2 separate regions of the Homo sapiens genome follow, and region 2 is linked to region 1. The links are chromatin loops, found by intact Hi-C in ENCODE. Cell type or tissue: PC-3. All regions are shown on one strand.

What was found. Peaks named below come from ENCODE experiments on the same cell type or tissue, not always from the same donor. Only the 100,000 strongest peaks of a DNase experiment are listed, where the experiment ranks them.
Region 2: it touches region 1 in a loop (2.3-fold over the local background); 3 of 110 quality-filtered maps call a loop at or near these places.

What each region holds. Positions count from the first base shown.
Region 1 is chr11:94,619,789-94,627,788 of GRCh38, forward strand. PIWIL4 (piwi like RNA-mediated gene silencing 4) reads left to right here. Exons shown (of 20, transcript NM_152431.3): 18 at 1-97; 19 at 209-356; 20 at 1,088-1,633. The coding sequence ends at 1,204. All of the region lies in intron 4 of PIWIL4-AS1 (PIWIL4 antisense RNA 1), which reads right to left. Among named protein-coding and RNA genes, the nearest start is that of LINC02700, 14 kb to the right of the region's middle. In PC-3, CTCF peaks have their summits at 3,545 (motif pointing right) and 3,754; a DNase peak (open chromatin) is centred at 3,553.
Region 2 is chr11:94,670,660-94,678,659 of GRCh38, forward strand. It overlaps PIWIL4-AS1 (PIWIL4 antisense RNA 1), which reads right to left. Exons shown (of 5, transcript NR_135093.1): 4 at 4,977-5,123. Among named protein-coding and RNA genes, the nearest start is that of LINC02700, 37 kb to the left of the region's middle. RefSeq lists an enhancer at 1,150-1,649. In PC-3, no CTCF peak of the experiment used is centred here; DNase peaks (open chromatin) are centred at 1,092, 3,582, 4,802, 7,802 and 1 weaker place; H3K4me3 peaks cover 515 bases; H3K27ac peaks cover 4,170 bases.

The sequences.
Region 1 (8,000 bases):
AGAAGTGCATGCCACGATTCTTTACCGAAATGAACCGCACTGTACAGAACCCCCCACTTGGCACTGTTGTGGATTCAGAAGCAACACGTAACGAATGGCAAGTGCCGCTGGAAAATCAATTTTTAACAAAACATTCATTGCGTCCAGTTTATGTTTGACCTTATTCTGTTTGCCTTCTTTCCTACATTCATTCCATTTTCCCCCTCAGGTATGACTTTTATCTGATCAGCCAGGTGGCCTGCCGGGGAACTGTTAGTCCTACCTACTATAATGTCATCTATGATGACAACGGCTTGAAGCCCGACCATATGCAGAGACTTACATTCAAATTGTGCCACCTGTACTACAACTGGCCGGTGAGTGAAAGCTGTTTACTTAATGTAAATATGATACTCAAGAGTCCCACCTAGGAATTATCATACACGTCATCTTTGTATCCCTAGATATAGCACAATACCTGATATTTCCTAAAGAAGGAATGAATGAATGAATGAATCAATGAATGAATCACTTCTTGAGTCCACAGTGGGAGGAAAGCAGTCTATCATAGAAACAAAATAACAATAACTATTATAATACATTAATAGTTACAGTTTCTAGACGACTTTGTTATATACATTATCTTATGCAAACCTGGGAGGAAATCAGGGTATTGTTATTTACATGTTACAGATGAAGAAATTGAAGCCAACTCAGATGTGCCTGGTGGGGAAGTGTTAACAGGCCTGGGTCTGCCCTTTGTTCCTGTGCATTAGGCCAAGAGCTGTTCCCAAAGGCCAAGCCCAAGGTTTGCACGAAGCTCCTCCAAGGAGTTCCAAACTTGAGATCACAGGACAAAGACTAGTCTGAAGTGTGATGGCTCCCTACTCCCAGCACCATGAAGCCAGAGTGACTTTTCACTCCATCCTCCCCAGTGAGCTTAAGTTCCCAGTAAGTTAGGTTACCTTTTGTTGGTTGAGGTTACCTGTTGTTTACCCAGAAGCCCATTCTATTATCTGTGTAACCAGTAGACAAAGTAAAATCAGAAAAAATCTCTTTGAAGAACAAGGTAATCTCTTAATTATTATCAATACTTTTTTCTCCTCAGGGCATAGTCAGTGTCCCAGCACCATGTCAGTATGCTCACAAGCTGACCTTTCTGGTGGCACAAAGCATTCATAAAGAACCCAGTCTGGAATTAGCCAACCATCTCTTCTACCTGTGATGGCATGAACTACTGGCATCACTAGATGGACAATCCAAGAAGAAATTGGTATACTTTGTGCAAATCTGCCATAAGCTCAAGGCTGTGACTGGGGAAAAAGATTGAGCTTAGTTTTCATGTCTAGGAAAAAAAGCAAAACAACTTAATCTGAAACAGTTTTAAAAAATGTGTGTTATTTTGTTTTAAAGAGTTGTATGCTTGGGGTAAATTTTCATTGTCATATGTGGAATTTAAATATACCATCATCTACAAAGAATTCCACAGAGTTAAATATCTTAAGTTAAACACTTAAAATAAGTGTTTGCGTGATATTTTGATGACAGATAAACAGAGTCTAATTCCCACCCCAAATTTTGCTGAGGTTTTCTTAATGTTGTAGAGCATTTTGTAGAGTGGTTTAAATAGTTGAAAATAAAGTTCAGAACATCATGTGTTTATTGTTATTTGAATTTTACGTTGATATTACATGTGAACCTCATAATTGAAGTATTTTCAGCAAAACCTCTTACCCACTAGAGCACATCACCATTAATCTTTGAGTTCTATTTCGGAAACTGAGCTGATCACTTGCTCTCTTGATGGGACTTTATTTCACTTAATAGCAGCTTCTCCCAGTGATGACCTTGCTTCCTATTTACTGATAAAAAGGAAGCTATCAGAAGAGAACTTTTGCAAACCTCTCGTTATCTCTACCTTCACCTAACGGCATCTGTACCCATAGACTCTGCCTGCCCTTCCCTTTATTATGAGTGCAGCATGTCTGTTCCTATAAGGCGCTCCACCTCTGTACTAAATCTCAATCCCTCTGACCTGTGAAGGATGCTGCTCTAGCAGTTCTCCCTTCTCCTTTCTGCATCATCAGTTTTCTCTCTCACTACTGGCTCATTCTCACTGGCATTATAAATATGCTGTTATTTCTCTCATCTTAAAAAGCCATTTCCTCTAGCTTCCACCCCATTGCCTGGCACTTCTTTACAGGAAAAACATCGCAAAAGAAGAGTCTGTGCTTGATGTATCCAATTCTGTATTCCAATCACAATTTCACCACAACCACTACAGCAAACTTGCCTTAGTCAACACCACCAATAACCTCCACTTTGCTAAATCCAATGGTCACCTCTTGGTCCTTGTCTTGCTTGACCCAGTCAATCATTTCCTCCCTCTGAGACATTCTTTATTTGGCCTGTAGAATAACACTCTCCTGATTTCTCTCCTACTGCATATTGATCACTCATGCTGTCTCCTTTTGTGGCTTTTCCTCATCTTCTCAACCTTTTCATGTTGGAATGCCCCAGGAATGAGAATACAGCTACATGCAAAAGATATTTTGATGAGGGATAGATCAGAGTTCAAATTCTGCTTACCACGGGAAGGTCTGTGGAAGTCTGCAACAAAGGGTGGCAGGAGAGTGGCAAGTGCTCTCTGGGGACAAGGGAAGCAGGCCACAGGAGGGATGCCAATGCACAGGTTACATCACTTTGCACTGAAAATATTCTTTTCCTATTTGAGAGTTTTGTCCAGACATAGTAGAAATGCACCCAACAGGGGTCTACCAATAATAGGATAACCATTTTGTGAAGCATGAGGGTGGAGGGGACTTAATAAGTTTCAGGGCCAGTGCCATGCCTACATATACACATTTAATCTCCACAAGAACTGTATAAATTAGGTTATAATGACCATTTCAGATGGTAAAGCTGGGGATTAAAGATACCACGTGACTCACTGAAGTTTATGAGATTAATAAATTGTGGAGCTAGAATTTGTCCTCAGGTTTGTTTGCAAAACCTGTAAGATGAACCAAAAGAGTCTACACCCTTGATAAAAGATACTCTAAGATTTAAAAAATTTCTCCCAGAGCACTAATGTGAGGTAGTGCCTTATGGGATTTAAAGATGGCATTATATGGCGGGCACCTGTAGTCCCAGCTACTCGGGAGGCTGAGGCAGGAGAATGGCGTGAACCCGGGAGGCAGAGCTTGCAGTGAGCCGAGATTGCACCACTGCACTCTAGCCTGGGACGACAGAGCAAAACTCTGTCTCAGAAAAAAAAAAAAAAAAAAAAAAGATGGCATTATATAGCAAGTCTTTGGAGACAAGGCACTGATCCAATTCAAGGTGGTGGGTTTTGTTTTTGTTTATCTTGTTGTTTTCTTCCTTCAAAGTAGAACGGTGATATAAATCCCCACTACCTAACCAGCCAGCTTGTATAAATCCACACGAAACATTTTGATTAGGCAATACAACCTTCTGCAGAGCGCCCACCCACCCTTTTAAGTACTGCCCCAGGAAATGACTTCTTACCCCTTTAACCCACCAGAGGGCACACAAGGACTGCTGTGTGAATAGAGTCCTTCATCATGGCAGTGTCATAGGCTTCAACAAACAATTTCAGGTAAACTCCTAGAGGGCAACATGGGACTAAGAAATCTTCATATGAGCTCTGGTTCCAGCACGTTTGGTTGTCAGATGTGATAACTTCACTTTCTGGGACTCAGTTACCCAATCTGTAATATGAGAGGGCTTGGACAAGACCAGTGGTGCCTAATCTTGAGAAGATTAGAAGTTCCCATGTTTAAAAGCTTTAGAACAAAAAAATAGAGATGCCTGGGTCTACCTCTCAAAATAGTGATTTAAATGGTCTGAGATGGGGCCTGATCATCCGAATATTTTAAAAGTTCTCGAAATGGTTCTGATGTTCAGCCAGGGCTGAGGAATACTGGTTTAGATAATATATGAGACCTATTTCAGCTTCACGTTATGTGATTGCCACCTCTCACATGCATTAATTAGTTTTCCTTAGGCTACCAAGGACAAAGAGGAAAGGGAGCCTGTGCCAGGCTTCAGAGCAGCACTGGATTTGAATCCTAGAACCACCACTTATAGTCGTGTGACATTGGGCAAGTTACTTAACCTCTCTGAGCCTCAGTGTATCTACTTGTAAAAATGTCTAACAATGTCTGCATTGTAGAGTTATTGTAAGGATTAGAAATGTCAAATCTGAAGTATCTGGCCTTAATAAAGGGTATCATCTTATTAGACCTGAGGAGAGGAAATGAATCAAATGGCACAATTTAGTTAACAAATAGTTATGGGTTTCTATTATGTGCCAGGCACTGTACTAGATTCTGAATTCTACAATTCTACTTAAGGGAAAGCTTAATATTGTCTCTAGAAATAAACAATCTACCAGTTCCTATTTTATAGAAAGGATTTTGTAGTTTTTCTTTTATTTTGAGAACTGAGGGAGAGACTCTGGAAGAAAGTATACTTTAAATACATTTCTGTGGCCACCATGGAGTGGCCCATCAGATTATCCTTTAAAAGAACCTTCTGCAAGGAGCATAGTTGGCTGACAGCCTCTAAATGCTACAGCTTCAGGATCCACCACAGGGGTGATGAGACCATACCCTCCCCAGACTGATTCTAGCCCATTACTGAGCACAGGAGAGGTAATAGATCTGGGTTGTTTCTGCCCAACATGGGACTCCACTATTAGTCTCTGATAGGTAATATGCTGTGTTTAGCTCTGTGTCCCCACCCAAAGCTTATGTTGAATTGTAATCCCCATGTGTTGGAGGAGTGGCCTGGTGAGAGGTGATTAAACCGTGAGGGTGGATTGCCCCCTTGCTGTTTTCATGATAGTGAGTGAGTTCTTACCATATCTCGTTGTTTGAAAATGTGTAGCACTTCCCCCTTCTCTCTCTCTCTCTCTCCTGCTGCCATGTGAAGATGTCCTTGCTCCCTTTTTGGCCTTCTGCCATGATTGTAAGTTTTTTGAGGCCTCCCCAGCCATGCCTCCTGCACAGCCTGTGGAACTGTGAGTCAATTAAATCTCTTTTCTTTTTCTTCATAAATTACCCAGTCTCAGGTAGTTCTTTACAGCAGTGTGAGAATAGACTTAACACAGTAGGGGAACCCACTTTGTCTTGACCAAGGTTTTCTAAGAACTGCACTAAAGTTTTGAGCTTTTTCTACTGATCCTCTTTCCTTCCCACTCCGTTTCATGTATTTCAGATTAGCACTGAGGTCTTAAGGCCCTCCCTAGTCACTCCTACTTCCTCTCACCAGTATTCTTCACAGGTGTTTCTCCCAGTAAATCTTCTGAATGCTTAATTCTGTCTTGGTGTGTGCTTCTTAAGGGACCCAAACTGACACAACTTTCTTCCCTATTAAATGACTCTTTACCTTTTAATAAAAATAAGTCTATTTTTAATCTTAAGCACTTTGTCAACCACAACATAAAACATTTTTAAAAACCTTTTACCTAGAGATATCATAACTTTTTAAATACTAGGTGTATTAGTCCGTTTTCACACTGCTGATAAAGACATACCTGAGACTGGGCAATTTATAGAAAAGAGGTTTAATTGGACTTACAGTTCCACGTGGCTGGGGAAGCCTCACAATCATGGTGGAAGGCAAGGAGAAGCATGTCACCTTACATGGATGGCAGCAGGCAAAGAGAGAGCTTGTGCAGGGGAACCCCTCTTTTTAAAACCATCAGATCTCATGAGACTTTTTCACTGTCACAAGAACAGCATGGGAAAGACTTGCTCCCATGATTCAATTACCTTCTATTGGGTACCTCCCACAACATGTGGGAATTCAAGATAAGATTTGGGTGGGAACACAGCCAAACCATATCATTCCGCCCCTGGCCCCTCCCAAATTTGATATCTTCACATTTCAAAACCAATCGTGCCCTCCCAACAGTTCCCCAAAGTCTCAACTCAATTCAGCATTAACTCAAAAGTCCTCAGTCCAAAGTGTCATACAAGACAAGGCAAGTCCCTTCCGCCTATGAGCCAGTAAAATCAAAGGCAAGTTAGTTACTTCCTAGATACAATGGGGATACAGGCATTGGATAAATACAGCCTTTCCAAATGGGAGAAATTGGCCAAAACAAAGGGGCTACAGGCCCCATGCCAGTCCAGAAATCCAGTGGGGCAGTCAGATCTTAAAGCTCCAAAATGATCTCCTTTGACTCCATGTCTCACATCCAGGTCATGTTGATGCAAGAGGTAGGTTCCCACAGTCTTCAGCAGCTCCACCCCTGTGGCTTTGCAGGGTAAAGCCCCCCTCCTGTTGCTTGCACAGGCTGGCATTGTATGCAGCTTTTCCAGGTGCACAGTGCAAGCTGTGGTGGATCTACAATTCTAGGGTCTGGAGGATAGGATAGTGGTCCTCTTCTCACAGCTCCACTAGGCAGTGCCCCAGTAGGGACTCTGTGTCGGGGCTCCAATCCCACATTTTCCTTCTGCACTGCCCTAGCAGAGGTTCTCTGAGAGCCTTAGCCCTGCATACAACTTCTGCCTGGGCATCCAGGCATTTCAATACAACTTCTGAAATCTAGGCAGAGGTTCCCAAACCTCAATTTTTGACTTCTATGCACTCACAGGCTCAATACCACGTGAAAGCTGCCAAGGCTTGAGGCTTGCACTCCCTGAAGCCATGGCCTGAGCTCTACGTTGGCTCCTTTCAGCCACAGCTGGAGTGACTGGGACACAGGGCACCAAGTCCCTAGGCTGCAGACAGCACAGGGACCCTGGGCCTCACCCACAAAACCACTTTTTCCTTCTAGGCCTCCAAGACTGTGCTAGGAGGGGCTGTGGCAAAGATCTCTGGCATGTCCTGGAGACATTTTCCCCGTTGTCTTGGTGATTAACATTCAGCTTCTCATTATTTACACAAATTTCTGTAGCTGGCTTGAATTTTTCTTCAGAAAATGGGATTTTCTTTTCTATTGCATTGTCAAGCTGCAAATTTTTCAAATGTTTATTCTCTGTTTCCCTTTCAAAACTGAATGCCTTTAGCAGCACCCAACTAACCTCTTGAATGCTTTGCTGCTTAGAAATTTCTTCCACCAGATGCCCTAAATCATCTCTCTCAAGTTCAAAGTTCCACAAATCTCTAGGGCAGGGATAAAATGCCGCCAGTCTCTTTGCTAAATCATAACAAGAGTCACCTTTGTTCTAGTTCCCAACAAGTTCCTCATCTCCATCTGAGACCACCTCAGCCTGGACCTTATTGTCCATATCACTATGAGCATTTTGGGCAGAGCCATTCAACAAGTCTCTAGGGGGTTCCAAACCTTCTCACCTTCTCACATTTTCTTGTCTTCTTCTGACCCTTCCAAACTGTTCCAACCTCTGCCTGTTATGCAGTTCCAAAGTTGCTTCCACATTTTTGGGTATCTTTTCATCAGCACCCCACTTCTGATACCAATTTACTGTATTAGTCCATTTTCACACTGCTGATAAAGACATACTTGAGACTGGGCAATTTACAAAAGAAAGAGGTTTAATTGGACTTACAGTTTCCATGTGGCTGGGGAAGCCTCACAATCATGGTGGAAGGCAAGGAGAAGCAAGTCACGTCTTACATGGATGGCAGCAGGCAAAGAGAGAGAGCTTGTACAGGGGAACGTCTCCTTTTATAACTGTCAGATCTCATGAGACTCATTCACTGTCACAAGAACAGCATGAGAAAGACTTGCACCCATGATTCAATTACTCCCACCAGGTCCCTCTCACAACACGTGGGAATTCAAGATAAGATTTGGGTGGGGACAAAGGCAAACCATATCACTGGCTTTGAGTTAACAATTTCCTTTGGGAAAATTTACTCTTAAATCTTTCTAACACACTTCAAGATCTCAGACATGAAATGTAAACAACTTTTGAGAGCTGTTGTCAAAAGGCTGTATGTTGCACTGTTAACCTGTATGTTGCACTTTCATCTGACCCAGGGCCCACTGGCCAAGAATAATCCAACAGCTCCTACTGGAAGATAAG
Region 2 (8,000 bases), 51 kb after region 1:
ATTTTAAAGTGTGTAGCACTTCCCACTTCACTCTCTCTCTCCTGCTCTGCCATTGAAGACGTGCTTGCTTCCCCTTCACCTTTCAACATGATTGTAAGTTTCCTGAGGCCTCCCCAGAAGCAGAAGCCGGTACAGCCCACAGAACTGTGAGCCAGTTAAACATCTTTTTTAAAAATAAATTACCCAGTCTCAGGTAGTTCTTTATAGCAGTGCAAGAACAGACTGATACACCCCTCAAGGTATTTTCTGACTTCTAAGAGGCAGCCAAGAGACCCAAAAACTGGGCAGAAAATGGTGGCTAAAGAGCTGAGAAGCTAAGCAAAGCTTTCAGTGGTCATTTTTTGGAAGTTAAAAATTGGGATTAAGAGCCCACCAAGGTGGAGGGACACTGGTAAACACATGGAAGGTCAACACTCCAGGAGCAATGATGAATTGGAAACAGGCTGGACATCACAAAGACTAAAGCACAGATTCAAATCGGTTCAATTACGGAGTTGATTAACTGACTTGTCTCGATCTGGATTGCCTTCAGAAGCAGAAGTAAATCCTCTCTGGAAAAACATATCATCCAGAGCCTTGAAAGGCCTCCACCATTTTCATGCAAAATTACTGGCGTTCAACTTCAGATCATCAGATATACTAGAGATCAAGAAGAAAGGATGAAAACGAGAAAAATAGACAAGAGAAACAGACCAATAGAGGAGCCAGTTATTGGAATTATTAGACATAAATGTTAATATACAAAACAGGTATAACAATGATGGCTACTGATGGCAGTGGTGGCCCATCTGGAGTGGCTGCTGTGAAGATGCTGGCTGCAGCAGGGGAGGCACAGCAGGGGCTACATGCTCTATAGAGCCCACGGGAGCTAGGAACAGGTGGGAGCCCCGTTCCCCTTTGGAGTTGGCTGGGTGGGAGCCCCACCCTGCTGGGCGCAGCTGCAGCCACCCAGCCATGGCTGCAGACTGGGCATCTCTGTGCTCTCAGGGGCCTGGCAACCCCCCTCAACCCCCACAGGCTTGGAAGTGCCTGCTTCTGCTGCCTGGCCTCTTCCTGCTCCCAGTGCCTGCTCCGATTTCAGAGCAAAGTTGTGGCTGAGGCCAGTTGCTATTATGACTCAGCTGGGTGTGCACATGCTCAGGGCAGCACTGACATGCCAGTCCCCTGCTGCCTTGGCCCCCTCTAGACTTTGGGCACCAATGATCATGGAAGGGAGGCCAAAGGCAGGGCTGAGGGTAGCTCGGAGCAGGCCTGCAGGAACCCCTCAGCACAAACAGCCTGTGCGCTGTGGACAACATGTTGTTGGCAACAGGAGGCAGACAGGCTCCTGGGCAGAAAGGGGCATGCCACATGTGATGTCCCACCTTCAAGCAAGGGATGACCTGAAACATGAGGGCTGGGCTGCCAGTTCCTGGTGGAGTTCGTGGCTGGGAGTGAGAACTTATGATGCTTTATCTAGGCCCACTTATGGCTACCTATGGATATGTTAGCATGCACTTGCTCCCTTCAGAAGCCCACAAAAACCCCAGACTCAGCCAGACTCACAGAGATGTTGGGATGACCTGCCTGCAGATAGGAGCTAACCACTGCAGGTCTCTTTTCGGCTGAGAGCTGGACGCTAGTCAGGACGACCTGCAGAAAGGAGCTACCCACTGCATGTCTCCTGAGACCTGTTCTGTTACTCAGTGAAGCTTCTCTTTGCCTTGCTCACTCTCCAGTTGTATGTATACCTCATTCTTCCTGGATGTGGGACAAGAAATCAGGACCTGCCAAATGGCAGGACTGAAGGAGCTATAACACAAACGGGGCTGAAACACTCCCCCTGGCTGACCACATTGCAGGCAATGAAAAGGAGAGAAGAGTTGCAGCCCTTCACGGAGCTCAGAACTAGGGGCTCCCTGAGCCAGGGCTATGACACCCTCTTTGGGGCTCTGCAGTCCCTGGTGTCTCCAAGATTCCAGGCACCACTATGTTCCCTTCATTCAGAAATGGGTGCCCGCAGTGGAAGCTGCATGTGGTACATCTGGTCCAGCTGGAGTCTCACATGGAGCCAGCACCTGTGCCAGCATCTGGAGCTGCCTGCTCTGCCACAGCAGTCAGCACGCCTGGATGTGCACAGTGGCCAGACCCCACACTCACTTGCCCACGCACCCCTTGCCACTCTGCACCTGGCTTGCCCTTGGCAGGTGTGGGATCAGGGCTGAGAGCGTGAGCCAAGCACAGCCTGCCAGGCTGAGTGGGTGGAACGAACCCAGTTGGTGCAAGCAATACTCAGGCAGAAGGCGCCACCAGCCACAGAGGTTTCCAGCTGGCAAAGCGACACCCCAAGGATCCCGTGACACTATTAAATGTGTTAATATGTGTTTAATGCTAAGAATAATGCCTGGTGCATAGTAAATTGATATACTTGCTTGTTAAATATAAAAAATTATTTCGGAGTCATGTTCTGTTTGTGGAAAATATCAATCTCTTATTCAATGGACACTTATTGGGTCAGGTAGGTACTATGCTAGGTTCTATGAACAAAAATAAGGGGAGGGTCCTGACTTCAAGCTGCTCACAGTGGAATGAAGATAGCAAGGGAAGATCTTAAAGGGTTTTTCTAAAGAACAGAGAGAGAGTAATAATCAGAGGAGAAGTATATTGGGAAAATAGATATAGGTATACAGAATAGACAGGTAAATAATATGGCAGATACTGTGGCCAAAGATATGGCCAGCTGAAGTCTGATGTCTCATCAAAGCCTTTGGGCATTGGTTGGGATCATCTCCCATTCCCGGGGTAGCTAGGACAGTACCCCATTTTATATGGCAGAAAACAGAGGCCCAGAAAGGTTAACGGATTTTCCCTGGGCCAAAGGAGATTTGGCACTGAGGCCAGGATAGCCTTCTGACTGCCAGCCAGTGCTCTTTCTCTTTCCTCATTATGGCACTACTTCAGAATATGTGACTCCAGGCCAAGGTGAAGGAAGACACATATAGCAAGAATCTCTCCAGTAGTTTTCTTTAATCCTCCTTGGCAGTGTGAGTCTATATTGCTTTTTCTAAGACTTAGCTTTTAAAAGGCTGAAGATTCTGATTACTTTCCAGCTGAGGGTCTGCAGGTGTGAGAAACCCTGGCTGAGCCCCTGTCCAGGTAGGAACCCCTCCAGGACATTGATGGGCAGCATGGCTTCATTCCAGGAGGCCAGCTGTTAGAGCCATTGACCATCTGCAGCTCACTCAAGTTTTGTAGAATGTGCCCACTGTCAGAGGGCCATGGGAATCACAGGCACAGGCCCCTTGAGTTTTCCCCACTAGCTTGCTGCTTAGAGAAACGGCCAGATCATAACTGAAGATTTATGATTCTTTTGGTTGGAAGGCTCCCATCTCTCTCGGCCCATGTGACCTTCCCTGTAGTTGTCTCCATTTGCTTTTGGCTTCTTTGCATGGAAAAAAAAAAGGCTGTGCTCAGGAAGCTGTACTCCAAGGGAATAGATAGGACAGCTCAGAACAGCATCATGGCCCCACCTACCAGGATAAGAGCAGCATACCCCAGAATGGCATTCGTGGAACGGTAAGCCTATTTTGAGTAGATGCCTGCTGTCTCTGTGAATGCATGAGACAGTCTCCTTGCATGGGACCAATGCCAAGTCCTTTCAGGTAGTGAAATATCAAGCACAGGCTGTGCTGGAGGAAGCTCCCCTGGGAGGGCAGGTGGAGGCGACTCCAGAGTGGGTGGCTAGAAAGGAAAAGTCATCCTGTCTCTATTTAAGACATGACAGCAATATGAGACGGAGGAACATGAGAAATACCATGGGAGGTCACATGCATGACACACTTATGCCCCACACTCTGACATTTGTTGCTAGGGCCATGCTGGCCATGAAGTCATTACTCAAGTCAGTCTCATTTTCTTCCTAAGCCATTGATGAAGGAGAAGAATAAAGGGCTGGGAGAGCACTCCTGGCTTTAAATCTCAGCCTCCCTGCTCACCAGTGGGGTGATGTGAACCTTAACCTCTCTGAGTTTCAATATCCAACCTGTAAAGTGAGGATTATGATACCTGCCCTGACAACTTCAGAGGATTTTTTTTGAGGGGCAAAAGAGCTTGAACTTGTGTGAAAAGCACTTGGTTAACTATAAAGCAGTGATGTAGTCTCCAGATCTGCTGCCTGTTCACAAACAATGTTTCCAATTCACAGAAGGGCCTGGGCCAGAATGCAAATCAATAGTCACAAACATACTTTAGTTCAGGTGACAGTATTTTTATAGTAAGACTTTCTCATTTAAGGATGTAATGCTGGGGCAAATTCCTCATCTCATTGTGGATCTGGACTTTGAATAGCACTGCTGTAAACACAATACACATAGACATCTCTTGCCTTAAATTCCCTTATCCCAGGTCCCCTGCTCTCCCCTAACCCTGTCATCCTATCCAACTGTTGAACTCTTACTCATTTTTTAAGATACAGCTCAAGCATCTCCCAAGCAAGATCCCTGTAGCAGAACCAATTCCCTCCCCCTTGGGCCTCCACTGTGTGGCAATTATGAACGCAATATCTGTCCCCCAATTAGGCTGTAATGTTCTTGATGTCATCTATGTGTTCAGAGACTGGCACAGAGGAGCTTCTCAATGCGTACTTGTCTAGTGAATGAAAGTTAAATTATAGAAAGTGTTGTGTTCGCTCTGCCTATTTCTCAGGTGGGTGCCACCTGTTCAGGGAGCCTGAACAGCTGCCAGGTGTGGTGATTAAGATACAATCCTGCCTGAAGGCTGAGAAAGGAGCCAATAACCCTTTGAAATTTAAAGACTTTATGGAACTTGATTCATTCACCACACAATTATTAGTCACAAACACATGGCAGGCTTGCCATAAGGCACTGGGGATACAACTATGAATTAAATACAGTATCTGCTCTTCAGAAAATGCAATACCCAGCCTACCTGTGTAGGCATATGCTCATAGAAGGTGGAGTAAGGCCTGTTTCTGGTACCTGGAAGTCCAGCATCACGTGTCCACCCCTTGATGTTGGGTTAGGCAAGCTCTTTGTAGGCTGAGGCATTCATAATATGGAGTGGGTCAAAGTCTTGATTTCTGAAGAATCCCTCAGAGCCTCACTTGCAGGTGGGAAAAAGGATTGCTATTTAGATGACAGGAGAGAGAGGTTAGGATCAAGGAAGGGCAATCAAAAGACAGGGGTCCAGCAAGGGAGGGCTCAGCCTAGTTCTCAGGCCACAGTACCTTTCCCTCAATCTTCCTGGTTACCCCTTGTCCTATCTCTAGATGCAGCTCTTGCATTTGGTCCCTCCTTCCTTTGGACTGCCTCCATTTGTTTAGTTTACATCATTCTGGCACTTACTCAGCTCCTTTATAACTATTGGTTTGTAGGCCTGCTTCTCCTCCTTAGCTGTGCACTCCAGATGGCACAGACCATATTTCCTTCCTTTTATCTTTGGCCCCAAATGTGTATTTCTTGAATAAATGAATAATTATCTCCATTTATACAAATGAAGACCTAGGCTCAGAAATACTGTGCCCTCCTGACATTACAGGCTGGGTCAAGATGTGAGCTGGATCTTCTGACTCCTCTCTGGGGCTCTTTCCCTGAGGCCCAGCCACACCTGCAGGATGGCCCCATGACCATCATTGGAACACTACTACTCTACATCATCTTTCCTATCCTGAGAAGTAGAAACTGAGGCCTAAAAGCAGCTTATGGTCTAAAAGTTTGAAAATAATGGCAAAGTGAGGGCCTGAATTAAGTTTTCTAGTCTCTTAAGTCAGCAAATCTGGAAGTCATTCTTGACATCTCCTTCACAAATCATCTCCCATTCAAATTGTTGCAGAACCCAGCTAGGGTCCACTTGCCCAGTGCAGTAAGGCTAAACATCCATACAGAAGTTTGCAGCAGGAGAAAGGAAGGCATTTATTTTCAGGGCACCAAGCAAGGAGAACTGGGCAGCTCATGCTTAAGACTCATCCTCCCTGATGGCTTGCAAGTAAGGGCTTTTAAAGGTGGGGAGGAAGAGATTACAGGCAGTCATATATCAATACACAGAGGCTATCCATTGGTTTAACCTAAAAAGGTGGAACATCTCAAAGCAGGGGCTTATAGGTCATAGGTAGATTCAAAGATTTTCTAATTTGCAATTGGCTTAGGAGACAAAGCTTTGTCTAAAAATGTGAGGTCAGAAAAGAACGTTGGTTCTTGCTCAGGGGCATAGCCTTACCTCCAGGTCCCTCAGGAAGAAATTTAGAGCAAAGAACAGAGGTCAGAGTTCAGTTCTCAGCCCTCCCTTATCTGAGGCCTATGTGGCAGTGGGTCTATTTGATGGGGGCCTGGGGTTCTGCAAAACAGCTCACGGACATAAGTTGAGTCATCTTTAGTTTGTAGAGGGAACATCTCGTGACTCTAACTTCCTTGGCTCGTGTTTTAAGCTATTATTACCTTCTAGCTTATCAAGTTGCTCATTTACTTCTCAGGACTACCTGGGTACCTGGAATTTCCCCTGAATGAACCCAAGATTTTCCTTTATTTCCATGCTTAGAGCTGGGGACAGCAGGCCTTTAAGAGGAGTCCCTACTCTGTCTCAAAATTATTACTAAATCCAGTGGATTCTGCCTCTTTCATGTCTCTCATTTCTCTGTCTCCACTGTCACTGAATGAGGCCTTCAGCAGCCTCCTTCAGCCTTCTCCTGCCCCTTTTACCCCATCATTATCCTCCATAGTGCAGCTAGAGTGGCCTTTCTAAAAGGAAAACCCAGGCATGCCCTTTCTCTTTTTGTCTGACTTCTCACTTCTCCAGCCTTCTTTTCAGCATTCAACCCCTAACTTAGGGGGTTTCCCCAGACTGCCTCCCCCTTGCCAGCTCCAGCCTTTAAAACCCTCTCACCCTGCTCTGGAGTCCCCAGTGTCAGTCCCAAGGCCTTGAAACCACATTTTCCTCTGACCCGTCCCTTTGGGTTAATAAACTGGTTGCTCATCTGCCTGGCTTTGATTATTATCTCAGACTCACCCTGATGCCTCTGACAATCTCTGTGGGTTGGTCCAACAGCAGCCTCATCCCTACCTTATCCTTACCTCACTCTCTGAGCGACTCTAGCCCGAGTTATCAGTCTGGGTCTGATCATTTTAGCTCTCACTTGTCTGGAAGGGCTCCCAGAATGAAGGAATAAATGGCTCTCTCCACTTTCTCTCCTACTTCTTACTCAGGCCCCAGGATCCTCATCCTAGGCTGTGGTTCTTAGACAGTCCTCCTGAAGCTCCCTCACTCTATACCTATCCTCTCTGAAGTGACCCATTCTCCAAAGTAATATCACCCTTCCTTTCTCTATCCCCAGACCAAAACTTCCCTCTCCAACAGGGTGGCTGATACAGAGAAAGAGGGCAGGCATGGGCCTCAGGAGGCATGGGGTGTAGTCCCAGGTCCTGTCCCTTAGTTCCTGTATTCCTGTGTAGCTCCTGTCAGTGAAAGGTTTCTCCTCCTAGAACTGAGGTGAAGCTCAGCAAGACCATAAATGTGACAGCTCTTTGTATAAAAAGCTCATGGCTGAGAGCAAAGCTGAAACAGTGGGAGATGGATTTGCAAGCAAGGCTTTCCTCTATCGTGATGCCCTGGGCCTGCCAGTCTTCCTGAATTGAGGAACACCAATCCACTGCTTCATTTCTGTCTTTCCAACGGCTATGCCAAAACCAGGGCTGGTGTTGCAGCCCTCCTGTTAAGAACTACTGATAGAGAAAGTCCCAGCCACAAGGCTGTCCTAGGCTTACAACAAGGCACTTAGCGTTGTTTTATCTTATGTGATCTTGGCAACATTTTTATGAGTCAGGCAGGGAAGGTATTAATATCTCCATTCTATAGCCAAGGAAACCAAACTAAAAAATGTGGAAATACTTGTTTACAATCACAGAACTAAATTCAATGCCAGGTTTCTTAAACCTAAAGCTATATTGCTGCTCCTTGTAGACCAAAGTAATATAATTGACGAGGGGGCCTCACTCCTTCAGTTTTTCCTT